Linked DNA regions of Mus musculus: regions 2 and 3 are each linked to region 1. Evidence: chromatin loops called from intact Hi-C (ENCODE). Cell type or tissue: gastrocnemius. All regions are shown on one strand.

Region 1 (4,000 bases):
CAATACCACTCTTGGGAATATACCCAAAAAGATGCCCCACCATGCTACAGGGCACGTGTTCCACTATGTTCATAGCAGCCTTATTTGTGATAGCCAGAAGCTGGAAACAACCTAGATGTCCCACGACAGAAGAATAGATACAGAAAATGTGGCTCATGTACACAATGGAACACTACTCAGCTATTAAGAATGAGGACATCCTGACTTTTGCAGGCAAATGGATGGAACTAGAAAATATCATCCTGTGTGAGGTAACCCAGACTCAGACGGACATGCATGGTGTGTACTCTATGTACTCACTAATATGTGGATATTAGCCAACAAAACAAAAACAAAAAAACCCCAAAACCAACATACAGAATACATAAGATACAGTCCCACAGAATTCAAAAGGCTCAACAAGCTGAAGTGCCCAACTGAGGATACCTCAGTTCCACTTGGGAAAGAGAAGAAAGCAATCACAAGTGAGGAGGGAGGGAGAGACTTGGGAGGGAAAGTGGATTGGGTGGTGGGGCAGTGGGGGCTAGAGAGGAACCTGATTTGGTATTGGGTGAGGGAAAAGGACTGAAGCCCTGAGGGCCTGCAGAAAGAATTTCATATCTTTCTTGTTCATATTCAGTTTCAAAATTTTTTTCTTCCAGATATCTTTTCTTCTTTTACCTAAATCCACATTTTTATCTTTTATTAATTATTTAATTTTCTTTTTTTTTTTTTGTTTCCTGAAACTGGGTTTCTCTGTGTAGCCTAGGTGTCCTGGGTGTCTTGTTCTATAGACCAGGTTGGCCTTAAATTCAGAGATCAGCCTACCCCTGTTTTCCGAGTGCTGGGATTAAAGGCATGTATTACTACTGCGAGTCTTTAAGATTTTAGACATGTTTATTTCATTAGTTTAATTGTGTAATTGTTTTGTGTGTATGCATATTTGTGTACTATATGTGTGTTGTGCCTGCAGAAGTCAGAAGATGGCACTGGGGCCGGGCGTGGTGGCTCACGCCTTTAATCCCAGCACTCGGGAGGCAGAGGCAGGCAGATTTCTGAGTTCGAGGCCAGCCTGGTCTACAAAGTGAGTTCCAGGACAGCGAGGGCTACACAGAGAAACCCTGTCTCAAAAACAAAAACAAACAAACAAACAAACAAACAAACAAAAAAAAAGAAGATGGCACTGGGTCCCCTGGGACTGGAGTTGAGGATGGTTGGTTGTATCACATGCATTATGGCAATTGAACCCCAGGTCTTCGGTGAGGGAAGCCAGTGTTCTTAATCACTAAGCCCTTTCTCTTGCACCAGTTATTAATTGTTTAACATAAGTGTAATTGACATAATACTTTAGAATGGAACCCATTGACCTTTGAAACACAGACACCTCCTCTAGTGAGACCTTCAGCGTGGGAACATAGCGAAGCACAGCTCAGGTGACTTCCTTGGTGGAAGGCTTCCTCCTTCCTGGGAATCCGTCTGTATTCAGAGTAGGAAAGGAGCACCTTTGCTACCCATTTAAGCAGTGTTCAGCCTCCATTTCACTCTGGTGTTGTTAGAGCCATCAGCATAATTACGGAGGACCATATTAGTGTGAATTATTCATACCATCCGTTATAGCTTCAAGCCCTCTGGGACCCTTCCTTTCCTTAAAAGTTCTGGTACAAAATGGTTTAGTAATGCAGGACATTCTATGTTTGATTTGATTTCAGATGGTTTTCCATGCTCCTGAAAACTATGTACAGACACATGTATACAAGGAGCTTGTCACAAGAGGGCACCCCTGCAGCATTCTCTATAAAGTGAATGCCGTTCTGGGTATTAATTCCAGAGGAATGATCATAGAGATGCAGTTTGGACCCACAGAATGAATTAGAAGCTCAATAGACAGTTATTATCGGACAGCATGGGGAGTTCTGTTCATGAAAATTTATTAGTATCATAAGAGGATGTTCATTTATTTAGGGTTTTGGAAATAGGATTTCTCTGTGCAGCTCTGAGTAGTTCTGGAACTCACTGTGTAGATCAGGCTGGCCTGGAACTCAGAGGTCTGATAGCTATGCCTGGCTATAAAAGGATTTTTATAGGTTATACAAAATTCAAATTATTATTTCTGTTTGTGATTTATTCAAGAGCTTCTTTAGCTTAGAGTTCAATTTCCTGCAGAGCACGGTGGTACACACCTTTAACCCAACACTCAGGAGGCAGAGGTTGGCAGATTTCTGTGAGGTAAAACCAGTTTGATACATGCAATGAGTTCTAGGATATCCAGGGCTATATAGAGAAACCCTGTCTCAGGCAAAAAGATAAAAATAAAACTTAATTACCATTTTATTAACACCATATTCAGGGCTACAGTCATCTCAAGCTCCACTTGAGCCGGATCTTAGTTTCCAAGACTATTCCCATGGCGCCCTCTACAGCCCAATCTGCAAAATGGCATTTGGCTTCCTTCAGGCCAAATGATAAAGAGGAAGAAAGAATGCACAAATAGAGGCTACAGGTACAGTTTCTGTATAAGACAGTCCTCCAAATGACACTTCATTATTTTATTTGTTAGGAGTAAGTTATTCAGAGCCAGGCCTGGTGGTGCATACCTTTAATCTCAGCACTTGGAATGTAGAAGACAAGCAGATTCCTGTAGGTTTGAAGCCTTTATGTCTTTCACTCTACAAATAGAAACATTTTCACGGAACTTTATTGAGATTATAGTGATATTTAGTTTATGTTGAAAAATTCATCTTAATAATGTGTAATGTATCAACTCTGGGCAGGGATTGTTTAAATTTATTTAGATTTTGTTTGACTCCTGAGTATGTCTCCCCCCCCCCCCCCCTTTTTTTTTTGAGACAGATTTTACTGTGTCGTTCTGGCTGTCCTGGAATTCACTATTCTGTTGACCAGGCTGGCCTCAAACGCTTTTTTTTTTTTCCTGACTCTGGAGTGCTGGGATTAAAGGCATGCGCCACCACATTCAGTTTGAATTTGTTCATTTTTGAAGATTTAAAAAAATTATCTCGCCAGGCAGTGGGGGCGCACGCCTTTAATCCCAGCACTCGAGAGGCAGAGGCAGGCGGATTTCTGAGTTTGAGGCCAGCCTGGTCTACAGAGTGAGTTCCAGGACAGCCAGGACTACACAGAGAAATCCCGACTCAAAAAAACAAAACAAAACACATTTCAATTTTAGTAAGTGATTTTTTTCATTTCAAATTCAAATTATTTCTAAGCATTATTGGCAACACACAACATAACTTTTGTCTCTTGTCAATTCATATAGTTTGTGGTTTCTTCCTATTACAATGGAAGTCCAACATGTTGGTTCGATTTCAAAATGAACTTGAAAATTACTGTGTGCTGTACCAGAATGCTCAATTTGACGATACACTAGTGATGTAAATGGTTCATAGGATTTAAGAAACACGAAGCGTTCAGCTTCCTGCAGTGCTCTGTACAGCCAGAAGAGAGCCCCAGACCTTAGTAGGCTCTGAGACCTTAGCATAGCTGACTCCTGGACAAAAATACTATTCAGGCTGTAAAACTCAGCATGTAGACAGCGCCATCTGCCAAAACTATAACAAAAACCTAATCCATCAAAGTCCATAGTTACGGGAAAGTCTCTAAATGTACTAACCTTGCCTTCTGGCTTCTGAAGTTCTGCGTCTGGCTAATTGTTCTGAACTGAAATATATCAATCTGGGACATGGATTTTGTGGGGCTTCTCTGATCTCCTGAACATCAAGGGTAGTTGCAGTCTGGATAATAAGACTTTTTATTGGCTTAAACCCATGTTTAGTAGTCTTCTCTGGTGACTACCCTACAAAAGATATCACACCGATTTTCTAAGGCTCCACGTCTCCCACAGAGATATTTGGTCTGATTCTAGGATGAACACACTGAAGCTTCCTTCTCAGGTTCTATACTACTTTGGGATACTTGGGGTTCACATGAGAGAAAGGTGAAGGAATTTCATATCGCGATTATCAGATAGGTACTTGATCTGAATCTTGGTAATTCGATAGTGGAC
Region 2 (4,000 bases), 110 kb before region 1:
TCTCTCTCACACACATACACACATCACAGCAGTACACATCTTAAAGAGAAGTACATGTGTCATAAAAAGCTCATTACTCATCCTGCTCTGCACCTTCCCTAATTCTTTTCCTGAAAGGCTCGCTAACCACTTATTCAAAGAAAACACTGTGGGGGCGCTGGAGAGAGAGCTCAACAAGGGGGGGGGGGCAGGACTGCCCTTCTAGAGGATGAGGAGTCCATTCCTAGCACCCACATGGCCGCTCACTGATGTCTCTAATTCCATTTCCTGGGGAACCAAGACCATCTTCTGGCCACCATCAGCACTGGATGGGCGTGGTGCCGATACACCTGCAGATAAAACACCCATGGACGGGGCTGGAGAGATAGCTCAGCAATTAAGACCACTGACTTCTCTTCCAGAGGTCCTTGGTTCCAAATCCCAGCACCCACATGATGCCTCACAGCCATCTGTAATAGTGTATCTGAAGACAGCTACAGTGTACTCATACACATAAAATAAATAACTTTAAAAACCACCCATAGACATAAAATAATAAAATAAAAGGGACAGTACTGTGATGTTTAATGTCACTTTAGTTGATTCAATAGGAACAAATCGGGGGGAAGTATGCAAAAATAATTTTGCTCACAAATATGACCATTCAGAGATAAAAATGTATGTGTATTTTCTCCCTTCTTTGCATAATACCAATTCATAGTACAGATCACATATCACATTACATTCTATGACTTCCTACTTTGGTGACCTCAGAATTGCTAGTTCAATCTGTCCCCAACACATGGCTGATGCACCTTAGAGAAGAATTATACTTTAGTCAGTTTCCATCGAAGAAAGTTGAGGACAAAACTCACATCCTATAGTTTACATTTTGCTCGGCTTTGCTAGTCCAGCTTGAAACACCTTTCAGAGGACAGAACTGTATTAAGTAACTAGTAATGTCTGCTGTTAAAGGAACTCACTTCTCCCACAGCCCTACAATCAAGCACCTCATCATCACAAGCCGGGCACTTTTTCTGTAAGACAGTAATTCATAGTAATTACTATCTGTTAATCTATCGCTTAAGCCCCAATTCTACAAAGCCACCAAGATGGCAGAAACGAGAGAGAGAGAGAGAGAGAGAGAGAGAGAGCGAGAAATGAAGGAAAACAACAAAACTGTTGTCAGAATCACAGGAAATAGCCTTAGTGAAACTACTAAGTCAAATCTCTTGTGTATGTTTCTCACTGTTATTCTTGCAAATGAATTACTTCAAAATAAAAGGCGACTGCTTGTTCAAAACAGAGAAAAGAATGTGACGATGTTTTTAAGTACACATCTTTTCTACTATCACTGCACCCATACTACTTCTGGAAATATAAAACACAACAAGCTTCAGGGGCGGAGACTTCTGACCTCAAAATGTCAATTTAACTACAGATCTTGAAAAAAAAGAAAAACCAGAATATTGTAGAGTTGCGATGGGTACTACACTGCTTTCTGACTTTGGGTCAAAAACCAGTATTTTAAAGAGACGAAATTGTGGTTGCAAAGGTGTGTGCCGGTGTGAGGGCGTACTGTTGCGAGAGAAGGCTTCCCCAAGAGGAGAGGCTGCGACAGAACCTTGAAGCCACCTCCCTCCGATCACCTTTACTGAACTGAGGTGGCATTACAGATTGTAATTGTAAAACAGACGATAAAGGCTCGTCATTGAGAAATGGTCAAAAAGGAGAGGTTGAGAGCCAGGTAACCACGAAGGCTGCGTGGTCCCGGGCCCGCACCCGTCCGCATATCCGGGAGCAACCTGGGCCGCCCTTCCCGAGACCGCGGTGCAGAGTGCGCTCCTGCCCGCCGCCCAGCAGCCTGCGGGCTCTCGAGCGGCCGCCGCGGGGCCAACAGCAGGTACCTGTTGAGGAGCAGCGAGGCGACGCTGAGGCAGAGCAGCAGAAAGCAGAACAGCGGATACTGACGGCAAATCTCGCGCCCCACGTCCAGCCGCAGCCGCTGCTTCAGCCTCCCGCAGATCGTCCGCACCCAAGACCCCATCTCAGTCCACGCAGGGGAGGACGTGCCGCCCTCAGAGGCAGAGGCGGAGGGCACCCCCAAACCCCGGCGGCGGAGCCACATTGCCACCCACCACCCAGCTTCACAGCTAGACTCAGCCGCACAAGGCCCCGCCCCGCAACCCTCGCCGCGCGTGCGCAACCAACGCCCCAACCACACGCAAGGCCGCCCCAAGGCCGCCGCCACCATCCCGCGGGAGGACTGGGGAGCGCTCGGACTGACGTTCTGGCGCGGCCACCCACTTTCCTTATCCGGAAGTCCAGGGAAACCTAGAATGCAGACTGGCAGAAGAGTGTGGGAAAGCTAATTGCACAGCAGCCGCGTGCGGCTCCTGGAGCCCTCTGGGAAATGTAGTCCATACAGCGGACCCTGCCGCCTCAACCTCTCGGATTCTCGTTGCCACACCTAAGGGAGAGGAGGAAAGGACGCCTTCAAGTCCGCTTTTTAAAAGGGGATCAAGCTGGGGCGTATGACAACCTACCCGCCCGCCACCCACCCGCAATCCACCTCCGAAAGAAAGTCATGTTAGCCACGTAACCAACAACGAGGGAGTCACCTCACCCCGCGATCTTAACCATAACCCAGCGTGTGACGACAGCAGGCTTGGAATCTGGATAGTCCCTTTTAGAATTTCATTCAGCATTTTGTAGGAGCTAAAACTCAGGCATGTAAAGCGTTTGAATTTACCCTACAAACATTACCCTTAGAGCGTAAGCTATTCTAGTTTCAACTACAGCATAATCACATCGCTGAGACAAGCAAGATCCTGCTCGGGATCGCTTCTTAGCGAAAACAGAATTTCATGCTATTCTGACACTGGCAGTTTCCATCAAGCCACCTCTCTCCCCTAGACAGGGAAACAGAACTCCTTGTTTTCTCAAGTGTATGTGCAGCTTCATTAATATTTTCAATATTCTGAAAAGGTGGGTGATCCTTAGTGGCTCATTTCCTTTACAGGATGTACCATCCTTTCTTCCCATTACAGCTGTTAGAAATTCAGGTCTTTGTCCTTAAATTTACATGTATTCCTAATTTCTTCAGAACCAACTTTAATACAACGTGTACCAAAGAACATTAAATACACACTAGCAGTATCTTTAGATGACAGTAACATTTCCACTCATGAAGTGTGCATCTGTCACCAAATTCTTTATATATATATATTCTTTATATACTCATGTGAAGTTTCAAGGTACACACTTAACATTCACTTTTGTAATTTTACACTGTTAACTCCACAAAGAGCACGGTAAATCCCAACAGGGATCAGTAGTCTGGACACAGCAAATACACACTCTCAAACAAATCACAGGACCAAAGGGCTGTAACCCAGTAATAATGTTTACCAAACGTGTAGGGTTTGATACCGAGATTTGCAAAATAGCCTTCCCTTACTGAAATAGACTGGGGCTAATAATGAAATAGAAACCGTTTGGATTAAGTGTATGTTAATCTTCATGCACCGTAAAATGCCTAGTGTGAATCTAAGTGATTTAAACTGGTTAGTCATTTGTCTTGCATTTTGTATTGCTTTGCTTCTAAGTTTCTGAACTTGTTAACCAAGATAGTGTACCTTTAATAGATTGTTTTTCATTTCTGCTCAAATTAGACACCTTTGAAACATTTGTCTAATTCCTTTGCAGAACTTAAAATGAACTAGGCAATTTGTCTATATTGGTTTTAGAGTGAATTTCTTCCCTAACAGGATTTTTGGTTGTAATGAGGACTTAACTGTCTCATAAATTGTTATCAGTGCACAACTTAACTAAATATCTTTCCACAAGACCCCACTGCTATGACTTCACCCATGAAAATTAACTTCTAAATGTTTCTTCACTCTTAAAGTTTACTATCCACTTTACACTTATGAAGTTTTCTAACTTATATTAAGCTCCCTAGAACAGCTATGACATTTCCTCAATCGATCCTGTTTATGAAATTCTGCCAGGCAATGAT
Region 3 (4,000 bases), 69 kb before region 1:
CCCCGGCTATCCTGGAACTCACTCTGTAGACCAGGCTGGCCTCCAACTCAGAAATCCAGCTGCCTCTGCCTCCCAAGTGTTGGGATTAAAGGTGTGCACCACCACTGCCTGGCCACAAACATTTCTTATAGCAAAGCAAGATGCTTAATGGAGATTTTCTAACTGGTCAAGCTGCTGAGAATAAGTGACTGTTGACTGCTTGGTTCTAAATGGTACATAGTATGCCCTCTCCAAAGCTTAGGGGGAGCAGTATAGAATTGGGAGAAGACCATCAAGAGTTGGAAATTGGGGGGAGTGTTATGAAGCATGGATTTCTGGAAATGGTATATCCTTTGCAATCACAGATATGGAAGAGCTGAGGTCTCATGTACAAGACTGTGCCATCAAGGATGATGGAGGACTCAGGAGGTCCCAACTCGTCCCTGAAGTGCATTTGAAAGTTACCAGCTACAGGGAAGAAGGATGTCATTTTCTTTAGTGGTATAAAATAAGTACTTATTTGTCCAGAAAACAGCCTCCTGCTCATGCTAGGTGGGAAGAAGGGAGTCAGTGAGAAAGAAGGGTATAAAGCAGGGAAAGGAAAGGGGGTGGGGGTTAACAATGGTTATATTTTGTATATAGGTATTGTCAAATCTTAAAAAAAAAAAAAAAAAAAAAGACTATAAAAATTCCAGATTTCAAAAATAAGATTAGAAGGATAGTGGTGTCTGCCTTTAGTCATAGCACTACAGAGGCAGAGACAAGTGGATCTCTGAGTTCCAGGGCAGCCAGAGCTATATAGTATGAGCCAGTATCCAAAACAAAAACAAAAACAAAAACCTCAGAAAACTAACTTCTAATTCAAATATCCTGTTTTATCCTCTTTAAAAATTTTCAGAAGAAATCAACCTAAATATCTTAAATGTTTAGATTCCACAAAACAGATTAGCCAAATTTAACAAATATGATAGTGAGTTGTCCACAAAAATGATACAACCAGGTCTGTGGAGGAAGAGGCAGAAAGATACTCTGGGAGTTTGAGGTTACCTGGCCTAAAGCAAGGGCAAGTAGGCCAGAGCAACATAGCAAAAAAGTTAACATATTTAATTAAGTTTTAATTAACCCCGGAACGTAAACTTTTTTTATAATATTTAATGCAATTCCTCCAATGTACACACTCCTTTGCTTGCTCTCAAGTTAATAGCTTTTCTTTCTTTAATTACTCTTGTTGCTTTTGGGGTGTGTTGTTTACTTGTGTGTATTCCTATTGGGTTTCTCACCACACCAGGCTGGCCTCAATCATGACAATCCTCATGTCTCAGTACAGAAATTTAGTTACCTTGCTCAATCTTTTTGAGTCACAGAATTACAAGAAAATTAATGTTACATAAACCTAATTTTGAAGATGTTTAAATGTTAAGAAATAAAAATTAGGTTCTCTAACATCTGGTTGTTTCTAAACCAAACATCCCCACTCACAAAAAATAAAAAATCTTTTATGGTCCTACCTAGAAATATGTCATCCTGGTGTCTTCTGTGGTTTTTTTTTTAATTGTACTAGCTTTTTATTTTAAGTATATGAGTGTTTGGCTCACATATTTGTACACCACATGCATGCCTGGTACCTCCAGAAGAGGGCATCAAATTCCCAAAGATGGGTTACAGACGGTTTTGACTTGCCCTGTGGGTACTCAAAAGAGTTGAACCTGAGGCCTTGGGAAGAGCAGCCAATGTTTCTAATAGGTGTCCTATTTGTTTATCTACTTATGTATTCAAAAGTATAAGGGTGTTTTTGTTAATTTCTGCTGAATGAAAAATGTGGTCCAGTGGGGGGGGGGGGGATCTTTGGAAGCCACATCATTTTTAATTCCTTTAAATTTACAGAACTTCCCAAAGCCAGATGCATTAACTAGAAATTTTGTACCACCATCTTATAGATTCTGAATATTATAAAATATTTCTATGATATATACATAGGAAAATAAAAAGGCACCTCAAAAAAAAAACCACCAGATAAAATACGTAAGAAAAACCTGACATTAAGCATAGGGGGGAAAAAAGGGGGTAGAAGAAAAAAAAAACCAACTTACCAGTTTAACAGCCTCTTGTGCTGCTTCTTTTGTACAAAAAGTGACAAACGCATAACCTCTGTTGAGACCAGTGAGCGGATCCATCATTAAACGAAGATCCCATATAGGTCCAGCTTTCTCAAATAATGGAACAAGCTCATCCTCAAACAGATCTCTGGGGATCTTCCCCACAAATATCTGGAAAATAAATATGAATTCACAATCATGAAGAATTCTTTAGGAAACTAGATAGCTGTGGGTTTTTTTTTTTTTAACTACAAATGGTACAAGTTTAAGTTTCTTTACCTCAGTGCCAACAGAAGGCTGCTGACCTGAATAAACGGAATCTGGAGGTGGTCCTCCATACTTCCTCTGACCTGTAGTCACATCAAGTGTGTAGCCTGTTCTTTCCAAAAGTGCCTTGAAAAGTTCAAAATGTTATTAATGCTTCATTCACAAAATACAGTTATTATTTAAGTCAATCCCGTTCAAATATTTCATTATCTTAGCAACATTCCTCCATACAAATTTATAAGATCTGTTTTAGAATTCTCCCTTTTATGTATATCATCAACATTTCAGATTCCTGTGAATATCAGTTTTTATTGGCCAGTTAATTACTGAGCAATAAAAATTAAAATCAATCCATCAGCAACCTGCAAGATGTATATCCACTCTGCTAAGAAAAACCTCATTAAAAGCAAGCATGGCTTTAATCCCAGTACTCAGGAGGCAGAGCCCAGTGGATCTCTGAGAGTTTGAGACCCGCCTGGTCTACAGAGACAGAGTTCCAGTTCCAGAGTTACAGCCAGGACTACATTGAGAAAGAAATTCTGTCTCAAAACAAAACACACACACACACACACACACACAAGGAAAAAAACAAAAAGGAATACCTCATTAAAACTGCAACAATTTGACTACTACCCAACTCTGGATTTCTTATACCCCACCCCAAGATACACAATACCATTTATGGGCATTTTGTCACCTCCAAAGATACTGCTCCATGCCTTAAATCGTTGTCTATAAACTTGGGAGGCTATATGAAAAGCTTTTCTATTACTTTCTGTCAAAAGTGTTATGTGTCACAAACATGCTTCATTAAGAAGAAAATAGCCACAATGATTTTGAAAAGCAATAAGAAACTACAACCATAAGCTGGGCAGTGGTGGCGCACGCAGACCTTTAATCCCAGCACTTGAGAGGCAGAGTTCGAAGCCAGCCTGGTCTACAGAGTGAGTTCCAGGACAGGCAGGGCTACATAAAGAAACCCTGTCTCGAAAAAAACCAAAAAAAAGAGAAACTACAACCATAAGTCTAGATTTATCTCCCTCAACTTGTTATTACATCATTACAGATACAAGTGACAAAAAAAACATATGTAACCTGTCTAGCCATTTAAGCACAAAATACCCGTTCTCTAATCTATCAACTATGAAAGTTCTCTAAGTAACAAAACTATTGTATGAGCTGACAAAGTAAAAAGACCATATCACGAAACTTATCAAAATGTTGTTAAGAGATTGGAGACTGAGTCACCTCAATCCCCCATAATGTAATCTGTTTTACTCAAAGTGAATTATATATGAAATTGTGGGAGGGACTATATATAGGGTGTTTGCTTAATGTAACCTATTCCCCCCCCAATAAACTGATTGATGCAAATGTATCAATTTAAAAAGTATTCATAAACTTTGAATCAAAGTTTCACAAAAAGCTGTATGATCTAAATAGCTTTTTTATTAGCACTCAAATTTTATTCCTTAAAGGTATAATAACACTATGAAGGGCTAGAGAAATGGCTCAGTGGTTAATAGCATTAAGGCCCCAAGTTCAAATCTAAGCACCAACTAACTCTTTTCAGAAATTCTTAGTAAATTTTCCAATCACACTGACACAATTGCAATAGAGATTACAATCCCCCCCCCCTTTTTTTTTTTTTTTTGGTT

Evidence for each region. Peaks named below come from ENCODE experiments on the same cell type or tissue, not always from the same donor. Only the 100,000 strongest peaks of a DNase experiment are listed, where the experiment ranks them.
Region 2: a loop joins it to region 1, with 6 times the contacts of the local background. A loop is called at or near these places in 6 of 42 quality-filtered maps.
Region 3: a loop joins it to region 1, with 3 times the contacts of the local background. A loop is called at or near these places in 14 of 42 quality-filtered maps.

The regions. Positions count from the first base shown.
Region 1 is chr9:88,543,977-88,547,976 of GRCm38, forward strand. No RefSeq gene overlaps it. Among named protein-coding and RNA genes, the nearest start is that of Zfp949, 2.0 kb to the right of the region's middle. In gastrocnemius, CTCF peaks have their summits at 2,403 (motif pointing left) and 3,441; DNase peaks (open chromatin) are centred at 1,759, 2,381 and 3,472; H3K4me3 peaks cover 769 bases; H3K27ac peaks cover 812 bases.
Region 2 is chr9:88,436,782-88,440,781 of GRCm38, forward strand. It overlaps Snx14 (sorting nexin 14), which reads right to left and starts at 2,148. Exons shown (of 29, transcript NM_001359958.2): 1 at 1,887-2,148. The coding sequence starts at 2,026. In gastrocnemius, no CTCF peak of the experiment used is centred here; DNase peaks (open chromatin) are centred at 1,894 and 2,211; H3K4me3 peaks cover 2,486 bases; H3K27ac peaks cover 2,210 bases.
Region 3 is chr9:88,474,720-88,478,719 of GRCm38, forward strand. Syncrip (synaptotagmin binding, cytoplasmic RNA interacting protein) reads right to left here. Exons shown (of 11, transcript NM_019666.2): 5 at 2,355-2,468; 6 at 2,070-2,246. Among named protein-coding and RNA genes, the nearest start is that of Syncrip, 5.7 kb to the right of the region's middle. In gastrocnemius, a CTCF peak has its summit at 1,606 (motif pointing right); a DNase peak (open chromatin) is centred at 1,636.